Linked DNA regions of Mus musculus: regions 1, 3 and 4 are each linked to region 2. The links are chromatin contacts, found by Hi-C or POLR2A ChIA-PET in ENCODE. All regions are on one chromosome and are shown on one strand. Each heading gives the region's core, a stretch centred on a gene start or an enhancer-like site at or near the end of the contact. The rest is flanking DNA. Distances are from core to core; before and after follow the strand shown. Region 1 has its middle 16 kb from the start of C330024C12Rik. Region 2 holds the start of Calm2 (calmodulin 2). Region 3 holds the start of Pigf (phosphatidylinositol glycan anchor biosynthesis, class F). Region 4 holds the start of Socs5 (suppressor of cytokine signaling 5).

Region 1 (2,706 bases), core at 207-2,706, 270 kb before region 2:
TTGGTGCACCAAGGACTTTGAACTAAAGGACTGGGGCCTCTTCAGCCTCTGCTTCTGTGTCTCCTTTCTCCCCCCCCCCCACTCCCCCCTGCCCCCCCCTTCCCCCCCCCCCATCCTGGAGGGAAAGAAGCTCTCTGGGGCATTGTCTGTGAGGGAGATTTTCTTCAGGGGAGTTGCAGTTTTCATGGTTTCCTCTCTAGTCCCTCACTGAACTCAAAAGAAAAGGGGACCAGAGATCAGACAGCTTGCCCACAGAGACCTGCTTCAAGTAACCTTCTATTCTAGAATCTTTGCTCGCCCTGAAGCACTTCTCTTCTCCCCGTTCCCTAGAATCCCAAGCCCCTAGTTGAGACTTCTCTGTAATCCAGCATGACGTTTAAACTTTAGCCACCTGCCCCCCACTTTTTTTAAAATAAAAAAAATTTTAAAAATGATTTATTTGTATTTTATGTGTGTGGGTATTTTGCCCATTTGCATGCTGTGTATGGCATTCCAGAAAAGAGCATTGGATCCTCTGGACCTGAAGTTACAGATGGTGTGAGTGACCTTCTGAGTGCTGGGATCTAAATTCAGTTCTCTGTAAGAACAGCAAGTCCTCTTAACTGAAGAGCCCCCTCTGCAGCCTCCACCTGGCCTGTTTGATGTATTACAAAGTTTTGACACCTGTGCCTTTTCTCCTGTCAATTTACTGTCTGTTTTTATCTTAGCAGATTCAACCAGAACAATCTCTGAAGGCACCCAACATTAGAAAAAAAAAAGGAAAAGAAAAACCTTTGTCATTATACAGTCACATACAGTCACATGCACCCAGGGTCAGCTTCAAACCCTCAACCTGAGAAGAGAGATTCGAACCCCTAACATGAGCATCAGTGGTGAAACTCAAGAGATACCGAGGGCAGAGAGGCAGCACACATTCACACATTCTCAAAGAGAGCCAAGGCGTGAGTGTACAGACCACTAGTACCTGCAGGGACCGCAGCTAGGAGTGAAGCGAGGAATCTGTGGGAAGGTGGCCCTCGACTCAGCCTCAAGTGCAGGGGACTTTTAGCAAGCAATATGCAGAACCTGCCATCTGCTTGGGGGGTCTCTGCCTGTTCTTGGAAACTGTCTTTCCTTCTAGATCCTCTCCCCCTGATCCCCAACAACCCCAGCAGGCTGTGAGGTGGGGGAGGGGCTTGAGAACCCTTTGCAGCCCGAGCTCCTTTTGACAGCAACAGCGCAGATGCTCAGCTGACCATCTCCACGCCTCTCCTGGGCTTCACTGGGCCATTCCTCAGGTTATCCAACAAAGACATTGAGAGCCTAGGGAAGCTAGCTTGGGAACAGAGCCAAGACATTTGAGTTTGGACTCCAGTTGTAAACCTGCTTTCTCTGCAGACACCTCCTCAGATGAACAGGGTACAGAGTGAAGCCGGGAGGCAGCAGGTGCGCCACCGTGGGGACTGTGACGGGGCAGGCTCAGTGAGAAAAATGACAGATGGCTAGATGGGTTGATCTAGGGATTACTAAATCAGCAAGCTCTCCTTCTCCAGCCCCCAGCAGGCCCTTCTTGGATCTCTGTCCAGGAACTCCTAGCCCACCCCTAGGAAGCAGGAGGAACTGGGCCCGGTGCCGCCCACAGCCTCTGCCTCCAGGGGACTCTTTGAATAGGAGACACACGCACTTGGAGTGAGTTCCCACCCAGGGAGAGGCTGAAACACTTAGGGTTCCTATTTAAAGCCTCCTCCCATTCATCATTTCAGCACCAACCAACAATTAAACCTGATTCAGTCAACGCTGACAACACCGTCGGCCTGTTGCTGACTATTTAAAACTCTGTCCTGGCCTCTGGGGCCTTTAGAACCAGGACTGTTTGTCCTGCCAGGAACACAGCCCCACCCACCTGATCTTGAGATTCCCAAGGACATATGCAGGGTATAGGGTCTACCCCAGCAGCCCTGGCTGCAACTCTCTCTACCTAGCTCACTGTGGGGGTGGGGGCTTTGAGAGGCTGGGGGTGGGAAGACAGCGCTGGGAGGACCAAGAGCTGCCAGAAGAGGGGACTTGAAAAAAGAGAGAGAGAATGTAAAGGCCATAGGACTGATGTACACGGCATACTTGTGAGATTTCAAAATTAATTAATTAATTAATTAATTAATTAACTAGTGAAAGAATAAATCAGAAGTAACGTGAGAGTGATGCATATGCTTGGATGGGCAGGGCAGGCTGGGCAGGACTCCGGGAAAACCCACCAACTAGCTCTGTAGGCTTGACCTGGTCTTTTGGTCTTTCAGTGTCTGTCTTTCCCAAACTAGTGTGTAATAAGAATGACAAGAACTTTCTCCTCAAACCTTCTCCTGGGTAGTCAAGACCCCACCCCACCCCCAAGTCTGCTGGTCCCAAGTGCTAAAGAGAAGTCGGAAATAGCTCGATCTAGGGCTGGGACTAGGATGAGGCAGCTCGGCGGTAGTGTTACGGTAGGGTTGTGGCAGGGTTTCCTGGTGTGGCCACAGCTCTCCGAGACGGTATCACTATGCGGTGGGTCTACACTGGTGCAAAGCTGTATGTTGTCTGACTCAACTCAGCTTTGAAGGCCAAGCAAGACTTGAAAAGGCCTGGAGTTAATAAGAAGCCAGGCTAGATAGATCTCCTTAGACCCTGCAAAGATGTGCCCCCTCCCCCAAGCATTTCCCATTGGACCGCTACAGTCTTCCAAAAGGAAATGCC
Region 2 (2,700 bases), core at 40-2,539:
CTGCTCTCTTTTACACTCTTTAAGTGTACAGTTACTGACGGCCATTATTGCATAGGTGAACTGTCCGTAAGAACTAAGATCAGATGGCAACTTCCACTCTGAAACGCAAGTCGTTTTCAAGGAACTCTGCGTGTGGTAGAGGTGAACAGGAGTGCACCTGAGCACTCAAGAATTTAGCGACCCGCCCCTTAATTGCTACTTCCACTAGCTCATGGGGGCCGAAAAACGCCTTTGAGACCCTAACTGAGGTCGGTTGCTTTCCCTTTACGAGCTCTATTTTTTTTTTTTTTGAGAAAGCGCCCGACTTCCAGCAAAAGCTTGTATTCTTCAACGATTTAAAAAAAGAAAAAAAAATTAATCATCCAGTCTGGGTAGCGGAAGCCAGCACCAGATGGAGTGAACAAGCAGCAGCAGCAGCAGCCCTGCGCGGAGGGGGAGGGGGGACTGCTGGGGTCCCCTCCCCCGCCCATCCCCGCAGCGCCGCGGGCCGCCCAGACCTCCGCAGTCCTGCAGGTGCCAGCGCAGCAGCTGGGGCGCGAGCCGAGCCGAGCCGCGTAGGGCGGCGGCTCGGGGCCCCGCGCGCTCACCCCACCCGACCCCCGCGGCGGGGGTCCCCGCACGGGCTGGACCCACGGGGCGCGCCCCCGGCCCGGCCCGGCCCGGCCTCGCGGGGATGCGGGCTAACGGCGCCCGCTCGCCTCGGGGCCCCGCGCTCCTCCCCACCCCACCCCCCGCGCATGGCGGCCGGGCGGACAAAGGCGCTTCCTGGCGCCCGCGCTCGCTCGGCGGTGGCCGTTGGCGGTTTGAATCCGGCCCCCGGGGCTGACCTTTGGCGCCGCCTCGGCCGCAGCCCCTCCTGCTCTGCTCTCTCGACCGAGCCCACGGCCCCGCACCCCAGATCCATCCTCCCCCGGCCAAGCCCCGCAGCGGTCCCCCGACTCATCTAAAAGGGAACCCAAGAGGACAGGGGTGGGGGACACCTGCGACACAAGTGTCGCGGGGGGCCTCCTGGCTTTTTTTTTTTTTTTTTTTTGGTGCCGTCCCTCTGGCGAGGACAGTTCTGAGAGGGGAGGTCCCCTCTTTAGTCAATCCGCTTCAGCATCTTTCCCCGACCCGCGGGGCGCCGGCCGCTCAGCTACGCACTCACCATGCTGCAAGGGCTACGGGTTTCCGAGACGCGACCAGACAACCGCTCGACTCGCTCGCTCCACTCGGACTAATTCTCCTCCTCCGCCCCCAGCTCCTCATAAACACCTCCCTCCGCCTCCCTCCGCCAGATCCCTCCGCCTCATCCAGATAACGGAACCTAGCGAACGAGTCCCGGCCAGCCCCCGCCCCCTCCCCCCCCCCAACTCTCCGGGAGACCCCCTTTCTCCGCAGTCACTGGGCAGACACGCAAGAGAGAAAGGGGAGCAGGGGGACGGATGACGTAAGTGGGTTCCACTCCCAGGCAAGCCGTTAAAAGGCCGGGGGAACCGCGCCTGGCAGGAGCTACTTTGCGGCGCGGAGGAGCACCGCGGTGGCGGTCGACCAGGCGAACCTCGTTGAGCTTGCTGCTGATTGGCTGATTTGTACCTGCAATGCGTCACTTTCTCTCGCAGCCGGAACGCGGTTGCGGCTTCTGCCGTTGCTTGCTCGCGCCGCGCTGTCCTGGCAACTGCGCCAGGCGGCAGCGTGGCTCTCTCTGCGCTCGGCTGGAGGACCTTCTTCCACCCGTCCTGCCTGCCACAGACACACGCACACACTCACCTTCCCGCCCCGTATGGAGGTGCTGCTGACAAAAACAACACGGGCCAAAACAAAAAATAAATAAAACTGAAGGACACCCCCCCCCCCCAGTAAACACCCACCCAGCGCGCCCAGCTTCTCAGCGTTGCTGCATAGGGAGGCCGGTCGTTTTTCATTACACGGTGCCGAACCCATGCAGCTCAGCTGACAAGCTAATCAAAAAAGGGGCTTCCGTTTATGCCTACCCTTCGCTTCTCTTTCCTAGCAGTAATTTATCAGAAAGCTACTCAAACCCACTGTATCCGAGAGTGTGTGCTGTCGGTCTCCCCAAGGAGCCCCTCTGAAATTAGAAGCCCAAAGTAGACAACCAGAAAAGGATGATGGGGGTTAGAGAGGAAAATAAGGATTCCATCCTCAAAATACAGTGCCCAGAGAAGATTGATGGAACAGCCACGGCCCAGAGAGAATTAGGAAGATGGCGAAGGCAGAAAGAACTTCCCAGTTGAAAAAGCACCACCATGCAAACCCTCAAACCGTGGAGAGCAATCACTTTGTAAAAAGCAAGGCAAGATGAAACCTCAACTTCAGAAAGAAGCCTGCCTTCAGGATAGTTTCCCCGTTCAGCAAGAACATTTCGGTGCTAACAGCTATATGCACCCACTCGGAGAGTCCATTTTAACCTCCTTTACCTAAGTTAGACATCCCTCACACCTTTAAACATATCTTTTAATGAAGCCAGAGCTGGGCCCTCTTTCAGTCATGGAAACCAGACATTAAGCGGCCTTCTAATTAGCACTAACAAAGCTGACACCCTTTCGAACGAATGCCCACTCGATGGGAATACCAAACCAAACCAAACCTCAGATTTCTGTTTCTATTATCCTTGCCAATGTGGTGCCCTGATAATACTGAAAGGGAGGAGAGCTAATTAACCTTACCCCACAAATGAGATAAATATCATTATTTGGGAAT
Region 3 (2,700 bases), core at 155-2,654, 420 kb before region 2:
GTATTAATAATTTTCTATGGGCAACATATTTGTTTCAAAACACAGAACAAGCATATGCAGATTTTAATTGTTACTTTAGATTTCTCTAATATGGTATACATTATCTTTCAGAGCCTCAAAAAGAAAATTCCTGTAAAAATTTAAATATTTGTGACTGGTTTCTACAAAGGGGACATGTGCCAGACACCAGCAACTAATTTTACTTTTTTGGCGAAAATCACTGCAGTTCCCAAATGACAGCCAAGTATACACTTAGATATGCAAATGGTGGAGGACCATCTTAAGATGGTCATTATGCTACACTAAGGGCTCACACTGTCTGTACAGATGTTAAATAATGGTAATAGCAGAACGCGAGTGGGAGGAGAAACAATAGTTTCCAGTCTCTAAATACATATATTTGACCTAGAGAACAGTTTCTATGTTATACTGACTAAAGTTAATTAAGAACTTAAAAGTAACACATGTTACAATGTAGTAAAAATCGGGCCCAAAAAGTAACATCCACACCGCAGGGTGAGGAACTAGCAGGAAAGGTAAAAGCGCAAGTCTGGGCATGGTGCTATTAGCCCTCATTTCATTCACACTTATCGTTTTCAAAAGCAAATGATACTGATTAAGAAAACTGGATGAACAAGTTAGCAGATACGGCCAAGGTTACACACGCACAAGCCATTTCAAGCATCGCCTCTTTAAACAAGAAGAAATCCTCCAGGGTCGGGACAAGAACGCATAGCCGTGAAAAGACTTGGGGAAAGTTTCTCAGATTCTCCCTTCCACTGCGGGGTCAGGCAGGAAGCGCGATCAGAAATCCATCCTAGGCCACCGGCAAACACCCATCTAACACGGCGAGCGCGAGCGGTACCCAAACGCAAAGGTGACACCGGCGAGCGAGTCCCCGACCCAGGACACCACACCTGGGAAGCCGCCCTCGGGACTCGCGATCCCGTGAGAACGGGGTCGGAAGGCTTGGCTGCTCCCGAGCCCTCCTCCTGAGCAGCCTTTGCTCAGGTGCGGACCGCAGCTCCACCCCACCCAGGTGGCTCCGTCCCAGCCTCGGACGGCGCAGTGTGGGCAACTGGAGGTCGCCATCATAGAGAGAGCCCGTGCGGCCGACCCGGTGACCTGAGGTCGGAGTCCCCTGAGAGACTGTGATAGACGCCGGCATCTCAGAGGGTCGGTAGCGCAGGGCATCCTCTGGTCCGCCGGAAGCGTGGCGCCCTGGAAGTCACCGCAGCGGTCGGCGGTGCGACCTGCACCCGCCCCGGGCGAGTGTGAGAAGCAACCCGCCACCGGCTTACCTAACTCTCCCGCCCGCCGAAGGGAAGGGGGACACCACCGCCTCCCACCCTCAGGTGCTACAGGCTGGCATGGCCCCTGGCGCAGGCGCAGACCAGAAAGCGAGGGGGCGGGGGGAACTCACAAGCGCACAGCCAATCGTTGACGAGAAGGGGCGGGATAATGAGAGCAGCCCCGCCCATCAGCTCGCGTTTATCCCTCCCGCGACTTTCTAGGTACGGGATAGGCCGGAGCGGGAGGGCTGAGAGTCCGGAAGCGGGCTGACGTAGCCGGAAGAGGAAGTCGTCTCCGCTGGGGCGTTGTTGTGTTTGGGTTGCTGCTCCTGCTTTGCCGGCTGAGGGCACAGGGACACCCCCATGTAAGGATGGTGTGTGAAAAGTGTAAGTTCAGGGGCTGCTTCTGGGGGAGGTGGAGGGCTGAGAAGTTCTCTCGGGATTTCTCTGGTTTTCCCCTGCTGGTCTGTGGCGTAACCGGTGTCTTCCTACCCTGCCCCTCGGCCCTTCTTGCCTGTCCCGTAAGCATAGCCTTCCGCTCTGTGTTGAGAATGGCTTCAGTTCTGCGCCTCTTGTGTTTGTTTCTGTTGTCGTCCTCGCGCCCCTTCTGGGTCTCCTCCGTTACAACTTCTTGATTGGCTCTCGGAGGCTTAAATCGGATCTTCACGATCTTTCTGGTAGCATCAAGAGTTGACAGATGTCACAAGTATAAGTTCCAGGCTCTCGGTTACATCTTAAGATTATAAGCAATGGTTAATTTCCAGTATTATTAATATGTCCCGAATAATGTTTAAATCTTGACTTTCTGCTTTTCCTTACTACAAAACATGCCGCATTTAATACAGATTTTATTTATTTATTTATTTATTTTTGGTTTTTCGAGACAGGGTTTCTCTGTGTAGCCCTGGCTGTCCTGGAACTCACTCTGTAAACCAGGCTGGCCTCGAACTCAGAAATCCGCCTGCCTCTGCCTCCCCAGTGCTGGGATTAAAGGCGTGCACCACCACCGCCCGGCTAGATTTTATTTTAAAAATTACTTCAGTGGCTATCTGAAATTAAGTTAAATTGGATATTTTGAGCCATCCCGTCAATTCATTAATACTCACAGCTTTGGGTCAGGTGAAGGAGAGAGTCTCATCACCACCAAAGAAATCTTTAAGTAGTCACCCCTGGCTTTTAGAAAGGTCTTTTTAACCCTTTTAGTTACCATTCAGTAATTCCAATGAAACCCTTAAGATTTGTTGTAAATATTTAATTTTTTTTTTTTTGGTAGCTGCAAAAGCTGATGATTCGTTTAAAAACAACTTTCTTCTCTTGATCTCTTTCATGGGCTAGACAGCCTTCTCTGACAAGATTCAACCCACATCTCAGTTACTGGCGGATATACAGGACCCATTTTGTTCATAGC
Region 4 (2,700 bases), core at 117-2,616, 340 kb before region 2:
CTAAGAAAAGCCTTCAAGAAAAAGGTAGTCTGCCGGTCCCACTGCAAAGCATTAAAGACTAAAGGTGGTCAAAAATCTCAATATTCAGCAGGTTGAAGTAGGAGCACCATTACCTAGAAGACAGCTTGGGCTACATATTGCGTTCCAAATCATGCTAGGCTATACAGTGAGACTGTTTCAAACAAACCGGACTAAGGTGTGTGTGACCCTATGTGTATGCCGCTGATAGAAGGACCACTTTGGGGAGATACGCAGGGGGAACAGACTACTGTATTTGAATCATGAAGTAAACAAGTCTTTTTGTCTGAGCACCGGAAAGTAGTATGTCTAAGAAGTGGCCAGTTAGCTTACGAGTGGTAACCACGGTTCTACACTTGATCTTAGCCAAAAGGCCAAGAAGCGGTGGTAACCACGGTTCTAAAGGGGCAGCTGAGGAGTCTCGCGGGTATCACAACCCCCCATTCACTTCTCTGTCCTTGCTGTCATTTCCACGGCCGGGGCGATCCACATAAAATGCAAGCAAAGAGAGGAAGCGACAACACCCCTCCCCTCGTGTATGACTCATCTTCGTGGCAGCTGAGAGCCTGGATAGGAAGAGTTGAATTCAATGAGGTGCCCGGTTTCCCGTTGAATATTGGAATTCAGTGACTCGGATGGCTCCATGCTGAAGGGAGCTAGGGAGACTCATTCACATTTTTTTCCTACCCGGCACTCGCAACCTCCATTCAGCATTTTCCCCTTGGTCTCCCTAACGGAGCCCAAAGGAACAAAGCTACTCCCCACCCGCACCTCGGGTTGACCTTCCACCCGAGCGCCCACCCCTAGCCCGTTCCACGGCCACGTGACCCTCTCCAGCCTCCTAGCCTCCCGGGCCTCTCCCCCTCCCCTCCAGTCCGAGCCCGCTTGGCCCCGCCCACCCCGCCCACGTGTCAGCCTCTCTCCCACCTGACTGGCTCCTCCCTCTTCGGCCGAACCCGGCCGCTTGTCTCAGCTGCCCGACTCCAAAATGGCAGCCGCGCACAGCACGCACCAGCGCGGCCGGACCTCCTTAACTCGCCGGCCTCCCCTCTTTAGCTCCCAGCCTCCCTCCTCCGGCCTTCACCTACCCGCCTCTGGATTGGCCGCCGGGAGTCCCGCCCACCTGGAGCCCCGCCTGCCATTGGTCACGGTAGGCTGCCCTTCAGAGAGGCGTGGCCCAGCCCGCCCCCCACCCCGGGAGGTATTTTCCATTCCGGTGGGGGGCTGGGGGGGCGGGGGGAGGGGAGAGGGTGACGAGGGGGAGGCGGCCGGGAAGGGGTGGGGGCTGGCGGGGGCATCCGGCCGAGCTGGGGTCCCCGGGCTCCGTCCGGAGGAAGCGAGGCTGCGCCGCCGGCCCGGCAGGAGCGGAGGACGGGACGCGCGGGCGGTCGCGCTCGCCCTGTCGCTGACTGCGCTGCCCCGGCCCATCCTTGCCTGGCCGCAGGTGCCCTGGATGAGGCCGCCGCGCGTGTCCCGGCCGCTGAGTGTCCCCCGCGGTCGCCCGGCGCCTGCCCTCAAGCGGCCGCCTCTCCTTGCCCGGGTCCCCGTTTTCCCCCGGCGCAGTCCTCCTCCGGTGGGCGCCTCCGCACCTCGGCGCAGGCGGCACGGCCCTCGGGCCGGGATGGATCCGCCGGGAAGAGGAAGACAAGCCGGGGCGTTGAGCCCCTGCGCACGGTGCCGCCGCGCGTAGTGGGAGCTTACTCGCAGTAGGCTCTCGGTACGTCTCGGAGGAATTGCTTTTCGGTGGGAGTCGGGACACCTAAGGGGAAGAAGGGGTCGTCTGGGGCCGATAGGAGGGCATTCGTCATCGGGGTCGTGGTGGGTCGAGACTGGGTGGGGGAGGTCGTCGGTGCCCACTGCCAAGGGTAGAGGGGGTCCAGGCAGGTCACCTAAGAGCTCCATAGCTCCGACCTGAGGGTCCTCAAGGGCGACGATAAAAGGTCTACCGGGACGTGAAGGAAGGACCGGGGAGCGTGGATGCGGGAAAAGACTGGAGCATCTCTGGGGGGTTTAACCTGGGGTGGTTATTACAGGATGCGGAGGCGGCCGCAAGGAAGACCCCGCTCCAAGTCCTTGAGCTTTTAATAAATGGTTCTTTGGTGCTGGGACTTGGGCATTCGAGTAGCTGAAGCGGAGTGAGTTTGTGGAGAGGGAGTTGCATTGACAGAAGGATGCTGAGGAACAACGTGAATACCCTTGGTTTGGTTCTCAACTTTGAAGGCTATGGGGGTCAGCCACGAGCTTTTGGCATTTTTTTATTTTGGTGTTCCAAGCAAAAGGTGGCTGGCTGCTGGACTTCGTCAGTGATTCCTTATTTTAAATTGTATGTATATATTTGATGGGGTTGGGCAGTTACCAGTTCTCCTGGACATTCTTCCAACTACACCTTGACATTCTTACAGCAGCTTCTCATCTACACCGGAGGCCTGCTCCTTTCAAAGTTAACACTAGGCTAGACTGTCCTATTACGATTTACTGACATTTATCCTAGAAGACGATTAAGTCATGCTTGCTTTTAACTGTTTCTTTACAGGGCCGTGTAAAATTGAACTGCATGTTCTATAGAAGTTTAAAAATGGTTTCTCTTTAAGGAATGAAATGAAAAAGATGCTGGTGTTAGAAGGCTCTGCTAAAATGAGCTCGAGTGTTCTAACAGTTGGGAATTTAGTCAAATGCGTACTT

What was found. A loop is a pair of places that touch in the nucleus more often than their neighbours do. ChIA-PET counts read pairs that join two places held with the same protein, here RNA polymerase II (POLR2A).
Region 1: POLR2A ChIA-PET joins it to region 2 with 12 read pairs in embryonic stem cell. The contact joins the enhancer-like site here to the promoter of Calm2 in region 2. POLR2A ChIA-PET finds 5 or more read pairs at or near these places in 2 of 5 experiments (Patski and embryonic stem cell).
Region 3: a map of left cerebral cortex shows a loop between it and region 2 (2.8-fold over the local background). The contact joins the promoter of Pigf here to the promoter of Calm2 in region 2. A Hi-C loop is called at or near these places in 1 of 37 maps with a recorded cell type or tissue (left cerebral cortex). POLR2A ChIA-PET finds 5 or more read pairs at or near these places in 4 of 5 experiments (Patski and embryonic stem cell).
Region 4: a loop to region 2 is called in a map of left cerebral cortex, with 8 times the contacts of the local background. The contact joins the promoter of Socs5 here to the promoter of Calm2 in region 2. A Hi-C loop is called at or near these places in 1 of 37 maps with a recorded cell type or tissue (left cerebral cortex). POLR2A ChIA-PET finds 5 or more read pairs at or near these places in 3 of 5 experiments (Patski and embryonic stem cell).

What each region holds. Positions count from the first base shown.
Region 1 is chr17:87,177,623-87,180,328 of GRCm38, forward strand. No RefSeq gene overlaps it. Among named protein-coding and RNA genes, the nearest start is that of C330024C12Rik, 16 kb to the right of the region's middle. Within about 2 kb of position 1,457, at least 2 of the 3 ENCODE cell types and tissues checked have a DNase peak (open chromatin) inside an H3K27ac peak, as active enhancers do.
Region 2 is chr17:87,445,646-87,448,345 of GRCm38, forward strand. It overlaps Calm2 (calmodulin 2), which reads right to left and starts at 1,290. Exons shown (of 6, transcript NM_007589.5): 1 at 1,148-1,290. The coding sequence starts at 1,150.
Region 3 is chr17:87,023,997-87,026,696 of GRCm38, forward strand. Pigf (phosphatidylinositol glycan anchor biosynthesis, class F) reads right to left here and starts at 1,405. Exons shown (of 6, transcript NM_008838.1): 1 at 1,302-1,405. It overlaps Cript (cysteine-rich PDZ-binding protein), which reads left to right and starts at 1,565. Exons shown (of 5, transcript NM_019936.3): 1 at 1,565-1,679. The coding sequence starts at 1,664.
Region 4 is chr17:87,106,313-87,109,012 of GRCm38, forward strand. It overlaps Socs5 (suppressor of cytokine signaling 5), which reads left to right and starts at 1,367. Exons shown (of 3, transcript NM_019654.2): 1 at 1,367-1,735. Gm30510 (a long non-coding RNA gene) reads right to left here and starts at 1,035. Exons shown (of 2, transcript XR_877091.1): 1 at 946-1,035.